Regions from separate parts of the Homo sapiens genome. Here region 1 is linked to region 2. Evidence: chromatin loops called from intact Hi-C (ENCODE). Cell type or tissue: Panc1. All regions are shown on one strand.

What was found. A loop is a pair of places that touch in the nucleus more often than their neighbours do. Peaks named below come from ENCODE experiments on the same cell type or tissue, not always from the same donor. Only the 100,000 strongest peaks of a DNase experiment are listed, where the experiment ranks them.
Region 1: a loop joins it to region 2, with 5 times the contacts of the local background. A loop is called at or near these places in 10 of 110 quality-filtered maps.

Annotation. Positions count from the first base shown.
Region 1 is chr6:124,791,548-124,799,547 of GRCh38, reverse strand. The region is part of intron 5 of NKAIN2 (sodium/potassium transporting ATPase interacting 2); the gene reads right to left. Among named protein-coding and RNA genes, the nearest start is that of RNF217, 170 kb to the left of the region's middle. In Panc1, CTCF peaks have their summits at 237 (motif pointing right) and 3,476 (motif pointing right); a DNase peak (open chromatin) is centred at 3,499; H3K27ac peaks cover 7,152 bases.
Region 2 is chr6:123,412,610-123,420,609 of GRCh38, reverse strand. All of the region lies in intron 12 of TRDN (triadin), which reads left to right. Among named protein-coding and RNA genes, the nearest start is that of TRDN-AS1, 23 kb to the left of the region's middle. In Panc1, CTCF peaks have their summits at 4,368 and 4,567 (motif pointing left); a DNase peak (open chromatin) is centred at 4,569; H3K27ac peaks cover 1,306 bases; H3K27me3 peaks cover 187 bases.

The sequences.
Region 1 (8,000 bases), 1.4 Mb before region 2:
ATCAGCTTCTTTCCCCTCATATTCTTGACTTGGAAATATCAGATTTATTTAACGATGAACATAGTATGTGTGTGTGTGTATGTGTATGAGTGAAAAGCAATATAGAATAATGGAGGCGATATTATTAGAAAAGAAAGAAAATAAGAAGTGAATGTTGAAGAATCAGACTCAGTTTTGACCTGAACATCCAAATTTAAAAATATAGCTTATGTGTTTTCTGTTAGATGATCACAAGAGGGAGCAATTTAATAGAAGGCTGAAAAACAAACCATTGCTCACCAATCTGGGGAGATTATGTGAAAATTATTACATGTAACACTGTTGGAGAATGCTGTGGTCACTAATAGGAACTTGAATTTGATTGACAGGAGGAAAATTCGCATGTAGCATCTGTCTCAGGTGTTGATCACTTAGTTTTATACATGGCAGCATGTCTTTCTTACTCTTGTTTAGAAAATGACAGGTGCTTTATTCAAATTACTTATTCATTTACTCTGAATACATTGAATTCTGAGGAGATGTCATATTTCCTTGGCAGTTTCCATAAAGGTCAAGGAATGTTTGTGGAGATCCAATTGATTCATTCATTTATTTTGCAAATACTTCCTGAGTCCTCTTCTAGGTTGGGGATTTGGTAGATGCTAAGGATACAGCAGGGAACAAGACAGGGGTGGATCTTGATGGTGTCTCCTACTATTCTTCCATCCTGAGTGAATCAGTGTGTACTGTATTTGAATGTCGGAAGGTCATGAATGAGCTAGTGGCTTTGGGCAAGTCATTTAATCTTTCTGGGCCTATAAAATTAAAGTGCTGAAATAGAGCAGTAGGCAGGTTTCCATCATTTTTAACCCAGTACAACTCATAGTTCAAAACAAATCATAAGCAGAACAAATCGATATTAAATTAAATAAATGCAGTAACTTCTGTGCTTTGGGCAGAGGGGGGAATGGGAAGGAAAGGTGAAAGATGACACCTTTTTCACCTTGGCCCCACTAGGATTCTGTAGGCATAGTGAGAGATTAGTGGCGTGCAAAGCCTGGGTCTTCAGGCTTTGTGATCCTGTTCAGAGATAACAAAATAAATACCAAGTTTTGGTTTAGTGGGAAACTGGCAGATATGGACAAAATTTTTTCAGTCAGTCACCATCAAATTCATAAGACAAATGTTATAAAGAGAAGATAAATTAGTAAGATACTAAGATTATGTTACATTTTACTTGATTGCTTCAGTATGATGCCAGATAAGTAAAATAAACATATTCTTCTCACAATTCTCCCTGTCAACCTGGCACCCAAGAACTTGGCACCTTTTCTGAACTTCTAATTGTCTCCTCTTAGATTATGTTTGAAGAGTGATTTATAAACGTGAAAGAAAGCTCAGACTACCAAACAGAATGTATGATATGGCCCTAACAATCAGATGGGAGGAATGCAGTTAGATGATAGATAGATAGATAGATAGATAGATAGATAGATAGATAGATAATAGATAGATAAGAAGAAAGGAAGAAAAGAAGAGGGGAGGAAGGAAGGAAGGAAGGAAGGTAAGAAGGCAGGCAGGCAGGCAGGCACATAATATACCAAAATTTGAACTGAGTATCAGAACTCAGAATTATGGGGTTATTTTAATTTTCCTTTTTTTATTTATCTGTATTGTCTATGCTTTCTGCATTCCTTTATAGACAGGAAGAAACAAATATTTTTTTCAAGGGGAAATAGTTTTCCCTGCTCCCATGTCTACCCTCCCCCATGGTTGAGAGTACGCGATTGTGCTCAAAGAACTGCATTCAAATCCAATGATCCTGACAAACTGGAGAAATGATAAAAACATACAGAATGGAATTCAATACACAGAAGTGTAGGCCAGCAGGCTTTAGAAGAAAAATCAAACAAAAATAACAGAAAATTATTAGCCCCAGAGAAGTGAATAATTTCCTGTGGTTTTCTTTTCAAATGAAAGATTCAATAAATTGATTGTGACTTTTATCCCAAGGCCAGTTGATTTTGAGGAATTCAGGACAGGTTTTGATGCATTTGTGCTTGGTTGGTGTAAATGTGCATGTGTCTAACTCCAAGTTTAAGCATCTTGAATTCATTTTTCTGCATTGATTTCAAAATAAGTCCCTTAGGATATTATTTTTTAAATGATATTCCATGTCTCTCTCCAGATGATTTCATCATTAAACAACATTTGCAAATACATTGAATCTCTTTTAGCAAAGAAAATGACTACTTAGTAAAATGAACCCATTTGCTAGAGGACCAACATTTAGTTTTAGTTTAACTATTAAGCCAGTGATTTACAAGAATACATAATAAAAATTGAGAAGTAATAAAAATTGAGAAGTCATGATGATTTTTTTTTTTTTTTTTTTTTTTGCTAACATGGATTAGCAATATTTTCTGTGGCTGCATGGCTTCCTTTTAATTGCCACATCGAACAGTGCTAATAAAGCACTGAGGACAGTTCCTGATTCTATCACTGTGAGTGGACATCCAACTGCAGTGGGGAAAAACCGAGGATGAAGTGAGACAGAAGAGCCACATTTATAATAAAAGGCACACCCGACCAGGAATCTCCAAACATTTTCTTTCTTTACAGAATAGTGTAAAAGAGAACAAGTAGAGGGGAATAGAAGACGGGAGGCCATAAGGAAAGCTCTGCATGGCTGGTGACAGATGAGACAGCAGAGAGCCCTGCCACAAAGACAGCACAGCGAGATGCCTGCTTTCCTGGAGAAAGCCTTTTCTCCCAAGATGTATCACTGCCTTTTCATGAACAAATATATGAAAGTATGTTGTTAAGGTGGCCCACTCAAATAGGGTTCTAAGGTCAAGCCACATCCTCTAGAGCAGGGACCTCAGCTTTTATCCTGGTGAGAAGCTACTCATCTAGAGGCAGATCACACCACAGCAGGAGATCTTGAGCGGGAATTCCTGCCTGGTGGCAGTGAGTATGGAGCTGGCCTGGCAGCAATACAGCCCTGAAGCCTCTTACCCACAGGCATCTGATGGGCCAGTGAGCTGCATCTATCCTCAATCTGTGCCCCACAGATATTTTCAAGTGTCCAGGACACACGTGGAGTGTGTGTGCGTGTGTGTGTATTTGGATGTGGACTGAATTGTGATCCCCCTCAAATTCATATGTTGAAGGCCTAACTCCTAATATGCCTGACTATATTTGGAAATTGGCCCTTTGAAGAGGTAATGAAGGTTAAATGGGGTCATAAGGATAGGGCCCTAATCCAACAGAAAGTGCCGTCTACAAGGCAAAGACAGAGGCCTCAGGATAAACCAAACCTGAGGTTTCTAACACCTAGATTTTGGAGAGCAAATTTCTGTTGTTTAAGCCACTATGTCTGTGGTATGTTTTTATGGCATCCCTAGCTAACTAATTCATGGGGGAAGGAGTGTCACATCTAATTTGGGATCTCTGCTCTGAGGGTTGCTGTCATCCCCTGGTAGGTACAGCAGATGGCAGTGGCACCCTGTGAGTCTGCACAACCAGCTGGCCTGCCAAACTGTGGCTCTGGCTTAGATAACTAAAGGGTCAGAGATGTAAACTTCAAGGTCCAGATTTTTTTCAATGGAAAAAAACAGAAACCCTTGCAATATAGTGTCTGCTATGATGTAAATGTTAGTGTCCCTCCCCAATTCATATTTTGAAACATAATCACCAATGTAATGGTGTAAGGAGGTAGGGCCTGTAGGAGGTGGTTATGTCATGACAGTGGAGCCCTCAGAAATGGGATTAGTGACCTTCTAAAAGAGGCCCCGGAAGGCTGCCTTGCCTCTTTTCCACATGTGAGGCTACAGCAAGAAGGTATCACCTATGAGCAAGGAAACCAGCCCTCACTAGAAGCCATATCTGCCGGTACCTTGATGGACTTTCCAGCCCCCAAAACTGTGAGAAATAAATTTCTGTCATTTATAAGCCACCTTACTTATAATATGTTGCTATAGTACCCCAAAGGAACTAAAACAGTATCTCTATAAATATCAATCAAACTGGGCCCTAGAAGAGTAATGAGATACTGCTTAAAAGGATACATAAGGGAAAAAAGTTCTCAGGCATTTGATGTTCATGAGCCTAACTCTCTGTTTCAATGATGATTTATTGGTATTTCATTGGGTCTAGGCTTGAGTCTTTGCTCATTGAGCTCAAACCCTCTCCATTGCTTCCTGGAGGTTTCTGCCTCTTTCCTCTGAAGTTTCCTGGATACACCTGTTGCTGTGAAGCTGAGGTATCAGAACTGAGCACATAACTGATCAGCTTCATGTTGACTTAAAGAACATTTTGTCCAGTTGCCATCATTGGGCCCTTATCTCCACAGCCATTCTAAGCACAAGCTACAGAGCCAAAACTGTCCGCTGTTCCTCATAAGGCTCTTAGTAATGGAAACTTAACCAATTTGGCAAGCAGGTAGCTAGCACCTACTCCTGCCACTATGTTTCACTGCAAATAATGATGCATTATTGCAAATCCACAGTGGGCAAAAATAGGCACATAGAGACCCTCTCAGTGTTTACATGTACATTAAATCCCTCCCATGTTTCAGGGTTTGCTTGAGAGTGGTTTTATTTTAACCTTTCACCCAACTTTTTAAGGATCAGGATAATTTTTTGTAATATAATTACCAAAATGATACAGAAATGTCAAACCTTTTTTACTCTATGGATCGGAAGTCATATGTCCAGGCATCGTCTGAGGATAAACATCAGGAAAGTGATTACATACAGAGAATATCAACCCAAAGCATTGTAACCAAAAGATACTCATAACTGTCTAGGTGTGAATGACTACAAGTAAATGAACCTAACTGAAAGTCACCAAAGACAACTGGACAGACAGCGAGCCCAAATGAACATCTCCTCCCACCTGTTTACTAGTCCCATGAACATCTGAGGCAAGCGTCAGTCTACTTGTGTATAAAAATTTAGAAGGGTTCATATTTTGCGCACTGAGCAATAAGACTAACATGATAAAACGTGTCTTTGAGAAGTCTGCTTGTGTTTTGGATTAATAAAGGCAGATGTGGTGTGTGGTCAAGATACACATAAAAACATATATGTTATTTTTTGGAGTCTTTCAGGGGAAAAAGGCTTATTAGATGATTGAGAGATAACTTGATCTTTCAACAGATATTGGTGACTTTGAATCGCCTTGAATTTACATTGCTTTGGCCAAAACTTGATTTAGGGCAGAATTCCCTTAGAAGAATTCTCCAGAATATCAAGTGCTTTTTTCTGGAGGTGTCCAGGTCGGAGAGGGGCAGGGGTTGATGGAAAACAGGAGTCTTGTGTTCAAATATTTTGGGAGACTTGCATTAACCATACTTTTAATTTCTATAAATTGATGCTTTAACATCTACAAAATGACCACTAGCTGTTTCCAAGTAAGCCCTGGCTCATCCCCAAAAAGCATGTGGAGATTTTAGATAGCTCTAAACCTATGCATTAATAGTCACAGTGAACATGAATTTCATGGGGCGCAACTTTGCAACATAGCTAACCTATCCTAATAAGCCTTCCTACCCTGCCTCATCCATTTCTTCTTGTAGGATTTGAACTAAAGGTTCCACTCTCTCTCTGCCTCATGGCTGACCCCACTCCTTCCCATGTGGGGCATGTGGTATTCTCCCCGGGGAACTGTGGATATAATCAAGCCTTAGAACTCTTTCTGGTTTTTCTCTTTGATCTGTATCTGGCCTCAAGGTAATGTGATTAAAACAAAACTGTGGGTTAGAAAACAAAAAAAAGGACATACTTTTTTCTGGCAGTACTCTCAGAAATGTTAATATATAAATGTGCATTCTAAATTTTCAGTGTCAAACTTACTTGGCTTTGGAATCTTTTTTTTTTTTTTTTTGAGCAGTATGTCTTGTGGAACTAGCATTTCTGAGATTTCCTTTGAGAGGTGCTATTCTGCTAAAATACTGATTATGCATGTAGGAGACATGGTATGTCAGTAAGTATTGTCTGAAGATAAAAATGCACTGGTATCATTGTGAAATGAAATCAAACAACATAGCCCAGAGAAAGCCCAACTTCCATATGAAAATCAACTGGGGACTTCCCCTTCATCAGGGATTTGGCACACAGACACTGAATGGTAATATCTCAATGAACTTACATAGTTTGTTTGGTCCACACATTTTAAAATCCGTATATATTTTGCCTTTCCTAATCTTTGAATAAATCTTTTCTGTATAAGACAAGTGCTTACTGGATGTCTTCTCTTGTATAGGCGCTAGGTACCTCAAACTCAACCTGTGCAAACTGAACTAGTGATCTTATTCCCATTTTTCTTCGCAAGTGGCAATTCCATCTACCCATTCACTTGCATCAGATACCCAGTAATCTAACAGTCTCCTCTTTTTCCCTTATCACAGTACCCACCATTGCCCACTAATCATGTCATTTCGGCATGTCTCATGGCACATCTATCCTCTCTATCTCCAATACTGATCCTTGTCCAGATTCACATTATCTCATGTCTCACTTTCATGGTGTCTTAACTAGTTCTCTTTTCCCTAATCTTTCCCCCTCTTGAGTCTCTTCTTTATAATGATGCTAATGTATTTTTTCTAAAGTACATTTTTGATTATGTTAATCTCTTTTTATAAGCTACCTGCTCTTTCATCTGTGATTTTATTATATAAAGCCCAAACTCCTTAATCTTCATACCCATTTTTCTACTATCTCACCCATACTTGTTTTTCCAATTTTCTCCAGCTGTCTACCTGTAGCACAGGAAACAAATTCAGTCACATTAATCTGGCCGTGATATGCTTTTTCACCTTTTGCCTGGGACCACCCCTCACTTCCATATCAGCTACACAATAAAGATCTATTCATCTTTCTAGATCAAGCTCAAAACTGTTCTCTATAAACCTTCTCCTGATCTCTTTCTTCTCTTTACCCACAGCGTGCACTACACAGTTTCATACTTATTTGCTCATATGTTTGTTTTAACCTCCTAGTTGGCAAGTTCCTACAGGTAAAATATTATGTATGACTCATCCTAAAATCTCCAAAGGCTGACACAGCACTTGAAATACTGAGGAATATTTTACAAATGCTTATTTAGTGAAAGGACCATTATTTCCTTTTATATATGAAATAAATTATATACTGTATACTTCTGATTTTAGATCATGTATGAGTACGATTGAAAAGTGCCTCTTCTACATTAATCACTTGATATTGCCTCTTCCTTTCCAGTATAATTGGAAAGGGAAGAAGAAACAGATATTTATCTTTGGATGTTTCCCTCAAATCACCATATTCTCACCTTCCTCTTTCCTTACTGTTTCAAAAACCCAACATTATAAATATTTTTTGAAACCAAGAAAGATGATTCCCAATTCTGATTTTTCCTCAGAGTAAATGTAACTATATAGGCAATTATTCATGATAGTACCCTCAGAGAATAGAAGTACTTTCCCCAGTTCTCCTGTTTTAGATCCTTAGGGGCAGGGATGGAATGAAACCTTCTACCCTCCATGTTTCGGAGAGCAGAGAACAACAGAGCCACTGGGAGGATTGTAAGAGGGTACTGTGATCTAAACTCTGGATCAAGCAATATGTCTCAATGTTGAGACTTTGACATAGTTAGAGTTCTAGCCATTTGTGTCAAATAGTAGGAACAAAAAGGACAGATGGACATTTGATTTCCCAAAGACAAATTCTCTGAATTAATCTGAAGTCAGTTTTTATAAGAATCTTAGCAACTATTACAAATTGTTGATTTTGGGGATTTGTAGTCTTGGGTAAAACTGGTTAGTTATCAATACCTAATAAAGGGATCATAAAAAAGAGAATGGTCAAGTTAGCCACATTTTAAAATCATTTCCATCTCCAATCTCCCATCTCTGTTCCCTACTAGAATTGTTTATAAGAGGAAATGATTTTTAAAAGGTTTTCAATGAAAAGAAAGAAGTTATGTTTTCAAAATGGGTGCTTCTCCATTCTTCAGTTTGCTGGATACTGTTATGAGAA
Region 2 (8,000 bases):
TGCATTTACTTTGTCTTTATTCACTTTTGCTCACTGTGGTCATGTAGAGAAAAACTAAATATTGTATTCCCAGTCTCCTCTGCTGTATGTGGAGTCTTAATTAGCTTTTCAAACACATTGCAGATAAAACCTATTAATCCTCTGACCTTCACTGAATTCAAAAGTTTTTGTGTTAATTGTTTTGAGAGAATAATAGACAGTTTTGCTGTTTTTTTTTTAAAAAAATCCTTGCATCTCTGCCAGGAAAACAGTAGAACCAGAAAGAGCATTTGAAAGGCTGCTTGTATTTCAGCTGCCATCTTTTACCACTAGTGCATGTCAGAGGACAGTCATTTCTAAACTTTATGAAAGTCATTTGTTTTCTTACAGCTTTATAAAATAAGCTTTTAAAATGATTTCTATCCAAAAATAGCAAAAATAGCAATTAGATCATTTAAGATGATTGTAATTTTGTTTATTAAAGCCCTAAGTGGAAAAGGAACTTACATTTATTGTCCACCTATTAAATTACGAGCACTTTGCTTGCATTAACTCCTTAAAACTTCAGGATCCCCTTTTTCCTGTGGTTTGACCATTTGTGTCAATATTCACTTTTGTTTACAAGGTTTCAATCACTCCACTGGGTACTGACGAAAAACTGATGAAAATTGTCACCCTCATTTCACAGAAGTGCACACATTCATTTGTTTTCGAGAGTAAAAATTTCTACTGCTGATGTAGGAAGGAATTAGGACTTGAAATCTGTTTTCTCTGATTCTAAAACGATTGTCAAAGTTTCAATGACCATTAGCACTTGGGAGGCAGGAGGTACTCAGTAGTATCACCCAAGGTTAAGGTGACATACACACCAGTTTTCTCCTGTAGCATTGACATAATTATTCATCACACTTTCTTTTATTCTCAGAGATGTCCAGTGTGGATGATTGTGCTCCATCTCAGAAGCTTTTAAAATTATGTATTTGCGAGTGCTGTGGGAGACCAAGGTGAAAAGATCACTTGAGACTAGGAGTTTGAGACCAGCCTGGGCAACATAGTGAGACCCGCCCCCTGTCTATAAACAATTAAAAAATTAACCTGGGGCTGTGGCACATGCCTGTAGTCCTAGCTACTTTGGAGGCTGAGGCAGGGGCATCATTTGAACCCAGGAAATAGAGGCTGCAGTAAGTTATCACACCACTGTACTCCAGCCTAGGTGCCAGAGTGAGACCCTGTCTCTAAAACAAAAAATAAATTTTAAAAAATTATGCATGTGTAAAGGCTAAAGCAACTCCATCATGGAAACTAATTCACTATGCTGACTTCTGCTTAACCCCAGTTCCTCTCAGATTTCTATTTTCAAGTACTTACCATAAATCCTGCTTATAGGCAAATTCCTTCTGAAACATCTATACCCTTTCTCTATGGTATAGAAGCCCTGGCTCTGGGGGTTAACAGTGCGGGGATCCACCACCTCTCAGCTACCCGAGACATGGCTTCTGCTTGTAAATCCCTAGGAAATGCTTCTTTCAGAGAAACTGGATCTATCAGTTTCTTTTTTTAGCCTCTCAGCTCCCATGGCCTTTGGGAGTAGGTTCACATAGATAGACCTGCTCATCTTGAAACAGCATCTCTAGAGGTTTAGAATACCAGAATCTCTCTTCCCATCAGCGATTATGATTCAGTCGTCCTGGTGCAAGGATAAGAAAGACAACTGTATTTTAAAAATGATCCTTGGGTGATTCTCTTCTGCCAGGTAAGCAAAACACTCATCAAGGCTCATAAAAAAAGCAGCCATGAGCAGTGAAACAGAATGCTTTGCTGGGAGTCGGGAGCTTGGACCTGAGGTCTAACCCTGCCACTGGATGCACAACCCTCATCGTTTCAGGCTTCTGCTTTTTCTTTATAAACCGAGAAGATGGAATGGAGTCAGTGGCTTTATGTTGGGGTTGGGGGTTGAGTGTAGAGGAAAGAGTACCTTGCAAAGTCTCAAAGTATGAGACTTTGTCAAACTATAACAAGATTCTGAGATTCTTGTAGCCACCTACCTCCATGGGAGCTGAGGGTGAGTGAAGAGGTACTTGTTCTTTTGGAAAATCACTGCTTTTAGGGTGCCAGTGTTTGGGATGAAAGTATGTTGTATGGTATCATTGCCTATGTTGGAGCAGGAAAAAAGAAAGAATGGAAACTTAGGTAGATGGTCCTGAATTTTTATTTCTAAATCAAAACATTAAAAAAAGTTTGGATTTAGCAACTACTTGATTCAGTAACTTGCTTTTCAGCTGCTTAGTTTAACCACACACACACACACATACACACACACACAGCATGAAACAACAGCTGAAGACGTATTTGATGATGTGAGCACAAATGGATTTTTTTAGTCTTTTTCCTACTGAGTTGCTGGAGGGCAACAGTGCGAACATCCACCCTTCCTTGCCAGCTGGTGTGTATTCCTAAACCAGGGAAATAACGGTCACACTTACCCTACCTATTATGACAAGCTACCTCTGGGTCAAAATTATTACAGCATGTTCTTATTAGTGTCTGAATCCCACTTTCATTTGTGTGTTATACTTACCCAGTCCTGGATGAGTAATTTTAATTGTGAGAGCCAAATAAGCAAAATGTGGAGTTAGCCCTTGACAAAAATAGCCACTGTTACAAACGTGATTTAAGGGCTGAAATGGTTCAGATCATCATCCCTGGTGTCTTTGCTTAACAAAAGCAGCTAGGAGGGGTTATTGGTCTCAGAGGTGGAATATAGCTGCTCTGCTCTGTCAGAAGGAAAGTGCTCCTTTGGCTACTTCTTCTTTGTCCACAGGGCAAATACTGTGATATGAGAAACCGGAGAGATGGGATGTATCATTGGCAGCTTGGCCCTGAAGGCTTTAGGGCAGTATTTTTCTCTTTCTGCCCCTAGCCAGCTGTCTTTTTGCACAGGTTGAATGCATGTGCTCTGCCTTTGACATTGTGCATTTAAATGCCAGCTTGTGCAATTTACAGTACAAAAGGGCAAGGATACGTGGGGGAATGAGGAAAAAAGAAACCTCTTTTCTCTTCTCATTGGCTGACCTTTGTGATTTCGCTTTATAAAGGCATTGAAAGAGCCCCTTTGACCATATTTCTGATCTTCAAAACAATCACAGAAATAGCCCTTTATAATGTTATTTATATACATTGCTACCAGTCTTCCTGCATTAGAATATAAAGAATAATTTGTATCCCTGGAACTGAACACGGAAAGCCATTCCTATCTCAGTTAGCTGAAAGTAAAACCAAATTGCACTCTGTGATTTTGGTAATAGGGATCAAAAAATTTTATATTGTAGGATTTTAGGCCAATAATACCTGAATCTGAAAGGTAGACTTAATATGCTTCCCTCAAATTAATTTAGAAAATTTCAAATTTGGAGAGATCATAACATAATAATTTTATGAGACAGATATAAAGGGAGATGCAGGACTGAGAGTGACCTTGGTGGTATGCAAATCCTCATTCTTGAGAAATGATTTGTATAGACTTAATGATTCTCTTATTCTCCTTAGGTATTCCTTCATTAATTCATTTGTTCACTTATTGAGTCCTTTCATTAGAAAGATGCTTTTCTGGGTACTAAAGAATAATGGTGGCTGGGCGTGGTGGCTCACGCCTGTAATCCCACAACTTTGGGAGACGGAGGCAGGTGGATCACCTAAGGTCAGGAGCTCAAGTCCAGCCTGGCCAATATGGTGAAGCCCCATCTCTATTAAAAATACAAAAAATTAGCTAGGCTTGGTGGCAGATGCCTGTAATCCTAGCTACTTGAGAAACTGAGGCGAGAGAATCGCTTGGACCCGGGAGACGGAGGTTTCAGCGAGCTGAGATTATGCCGCTGCACTCCAGCCTGAGTGCAACAGAGCAAGACTCTGTCAACTAAAAAAAAAGAAAAAAAGAGGAAAAGAATAATGGTGACAAGGAGACAAAGTTTTTGCATTTATAGAACTTCATAGTCCAGTGAAGGAGACAAATCATAAAGGGCATGTAGTATGATATCCGAGAATGATACTTGCTATGAAGAATTGAGAGGGCAAGTGGATAGAGAATATGGAAGGTGCTGTGTTTTCACTGGGTGGTCTGGGAAGGGCTGTCTAAGGAGATGCTATCTGAACAGAGACTTGGATGAAGAAAGGAGTGAGCTGCACACACATTTGTGAAAATAGTTTCATACAGTAAAAATGCAACCTTCACACAGAAGAAATGCAAAAACCCCAATGATCAGGGAACAGGAAAAGAAGCAGTGGAATAGAATAGCATGAGTGAGGAGCAGGTGGTAGGAGGTGAAGTTAACCGAGTTGTGGAGATCTGGATCACAAAAGATATTATCCTGAGTGAGGTCTGATGCTTTCAAAGGGCCTGAGTACAGATCATTTTAAGCAATTATAAAAGTGAAAACAATTAGAATTAACATAAACACATTTCTCGTGTGTTTTGTTGGCTGGAAAATTTGTTTAGTTGCCTCTTGCTCTGTCCCCTTAACTTTAGTGACACTGCTGTCACTGAATTTTGCATATGAAATTCTCTTCAGAAAAGGATAAGACTAGTGCCATCTGGTGGTCGTAGTTGTGAACGTCATACTCCATCCTGGAGTATTTGCAAAACCAAAAACATTTAGGCCCAGCAGTGCTAAAACTTTCAATAATACTTATCCTCCTAGGTAAATATGTCTATTGAGCACATATAAAACTAGAATATGGAAACTCGACTAAAGTATTCGCTGATGTTGTTCTGTGCTTTGAGGAATCTTTTAGTTTAGCCCAGTAGTTATTTTTGTCTATACAGTATATGCAATGCAGTTCACATAGTAGGGAATAAATAAATTGCTATTAAATTGAAATTAGCCTAATGTCTACTTATCACTGAGGTACCATTGACCTTTATTAGGTCTTCTTTCTTAGGTCTCTACAACAGTAGTATTCTTGAATCCAGAGAGAGACCACATCATTTTCTTTTTATTGTGATATTTGTGGTTATGATTATTTGGCTAGTACACTTACTATTTTTATATAGTGTTTGCCTAATAAATATAAATTTACATATGGGATAGAAAGAACTATGTTTTAACATTACATGGGTGTTTATCTTAAGGGCTACCTGCTTAGACTGTCTGGCTTTGAGCCTTGCCTCAGTCACCTGCAAGTTCTATGGATGAGCCTTAGTTTCCTTCTCTGGAAAGACTCTAATGGTTCTAACGTTACAGCGATCTTGTCAAGGTTAAATGAGAAAATCTAGGTAAGCTGTCTAGCCCAGTACTTGGAATATTACAAGTATCCAATACATGGTAAATATTTTTATAATTTGTATGTGTTTGGTATGTAGCATTTGATAAGCTAAAGGTCAAATCATGTCTCATGGGAAAATTAAATATAAATAAGTAACTAGTTTGTAAGGATAGTTCAGCCTGATCACTCAATAAGCATTTAGTTGAATTCCTTATTTGTAGTAAGCACTGTTCTGAAATATCCATCATACATTTATATTACCAAGAAGTATGCAAAGCTACAAAAGGACAAGCCTCTGAGTGTTTAATAATTGTGTTCACAGAGCCTAGAGTGGCATCTGGCACAGAGTAGATGCTCAATTAATATTTGCTGAATGAATGAATTAGAAAGGACTCCTTAAATATAAATATTATCTAGTTTTACTTCTTATTCATGTAATTATTTAATAAAATTTGATATGTTAAAGTTTCTGTATATAGATGTAAGTAAAACTGAAACGATATTCAAAATTGTATTATCATTACATTTTTACCTAGGAGAATGAAATCAGTAATAATCCTAGGGTACTCATTTTCCAGCAATAATCAAAAGATTCTTATATTACTAATTGTGAGCAGAATACTTAAAGAGAGAAATTTTGGCAAAACTATTATGCGAATCACTAAATTTGCATATAGTGGTTTTTCCCCTAAAATGTAATGTGTGTTTTAAGACTTAACTCTCAGAATGGCAATTCCATTTTCCTGCTTCCAAGTTCTTGATTGGGAACTCTTTATTATTACACATATATTTTCTATTCAGCTAAAACCTCCACAACATACAGAATAAAAGATTTGATTTTTCCTGACTGAAAGAAAAGCTGATATTTGTATATATGCATTTGTTATTTATCAAATGAACTCTAGGACAATGTCAACTGCTTACTAATATCCAATATATTCCATGGACAGCCTCCCTCAAGCAATGAATCTCAGAATATCATGGCAATGTGAAAATTCCTATAACTCACATATTTCTATATATCCTATGGAGTACGTTCTCGTTAAACATGAGGTAACACTTATTCTGTGTTTTAATGACATTTCAGTGGTTTCTAGAATTTTTTTAAAAAAATCTCAATAGAAAGGATTTAGTAACCTTAAGGTTAACCTTGATCAATATTTCGGAAAGTATTATTAATTGGAACTTAAAGGAATGCTAAATGCAAAGATGTGGCATAGGTTCATCAAAATTAAAGAAGTCATGTAAAATTAACCTTAATTCTTCATCAGATAGCGAACTTGAAGATCAGAGAAATTGTGCAGGCTTGATGCATGTGTAGCAAAGCATTTGAAAAGGTGCCTTCTGATGTGTGATTAAAAGGTAAGAAAATGGGCTGAATGCAAGAGAAAACTAGTTACCCCTTGAACCTTTACTAACCAACACTTAGTAATGGATAACTCTTAATCTGGTAGAGATGTCTAATGGTGAGTAGGGGGCTTCATCCTCTTCTGAGAGTCTCTGGATTTAGTCATTACTAAAAAGATTTTGCATTTGACACTGTTGACTATCTCTTTATCTGTAAGAAGCCTATTCATGATTTGTCAATGGTTTTTGACATGTCTGTTATAATAGGCAAGCACATCTTCAAAGCCAATGAAATTTGTTACAATTTTATGTGAAAAAATACCTTCAAGAATGCCTTTTGGGAAACTATATTCACTTGCCAACTGGCTGTATTAAACACCACTCTTTCTCTTGTCAAGTGCTTTTTCTTACAATGCCCTATTTATTCCTGGAGAATTCACTTTTATCAGGCTATGAAGTCATCAATTCAAGCTCACTATAAAGAACCAAAGCTTCACCTTAAGTGCTTAAAATACTCCTAAGTAATTTTGAGTAATGGTCAATTCTACACCCTTTAGAAACACCATTTTAATTATTTTTTATAACCAGTACTTTCTGGTATTTCACCAAGGTGTGATTTCAGATGTAATTCTAATTAAAGTAACAATTTGATTGTTTGATGCCAGAAAGTCCAGACATATAAAAGTCTCTGAAATTGAAGTGTTTTTGATAATTGTTTTGGGAGCAATCACAGGACATTGAGTCCAAGATTCAGACTGAGAGACTGAGATGCTGATGTCATTGGCATTACTGCTACTGTTGCCCCAACACTGGGAATTTGTTGAGAACAGAAAGATGAAACCATTAAATGACCTTTTCACAGAATCACATTACATGGATTCCAAACTTTCTAAAGAGTGTTAACTTTTCAAATCAAGAAGTACTATGATATCTTGATTTCTTATATTGCTTTTCCCTCGTTTTCTCCATGCTATTTTCTTTTTAATGTGATTTTTTCATTGTCCACCACATTCCTCCTTAAGTAATCATGTTTAGTTCTATGTTTGAACACAGAGAATTATTGAACATTTTAGATATTTTTTGGGGATTCCAATCTGCTGGAAGCTGTCAAGGTCTAAATTAGCTAGTTACTAATGAACCGAACATAATTTTTCTTTATTTTTTTCTTATGATTTTATCACATGATGAGAATTATTCTGGTCGTTTTAGGATTTACCATTATTATTTAGAATTTTTTTAAAAATTGATATTGTTTTAGTTAATTTTTAAACTTTTTACCACAAAATATTTATTCATAGAAGTTACTAAAAGCTACATATCCGAGTTTGGTAAGTTCCCAGCTGAGCCTACAGTCTGTTGATAAAGAGATGTAACCAATGATGATCAGGCATCTTGCTTACAGAACATTAAGAGAC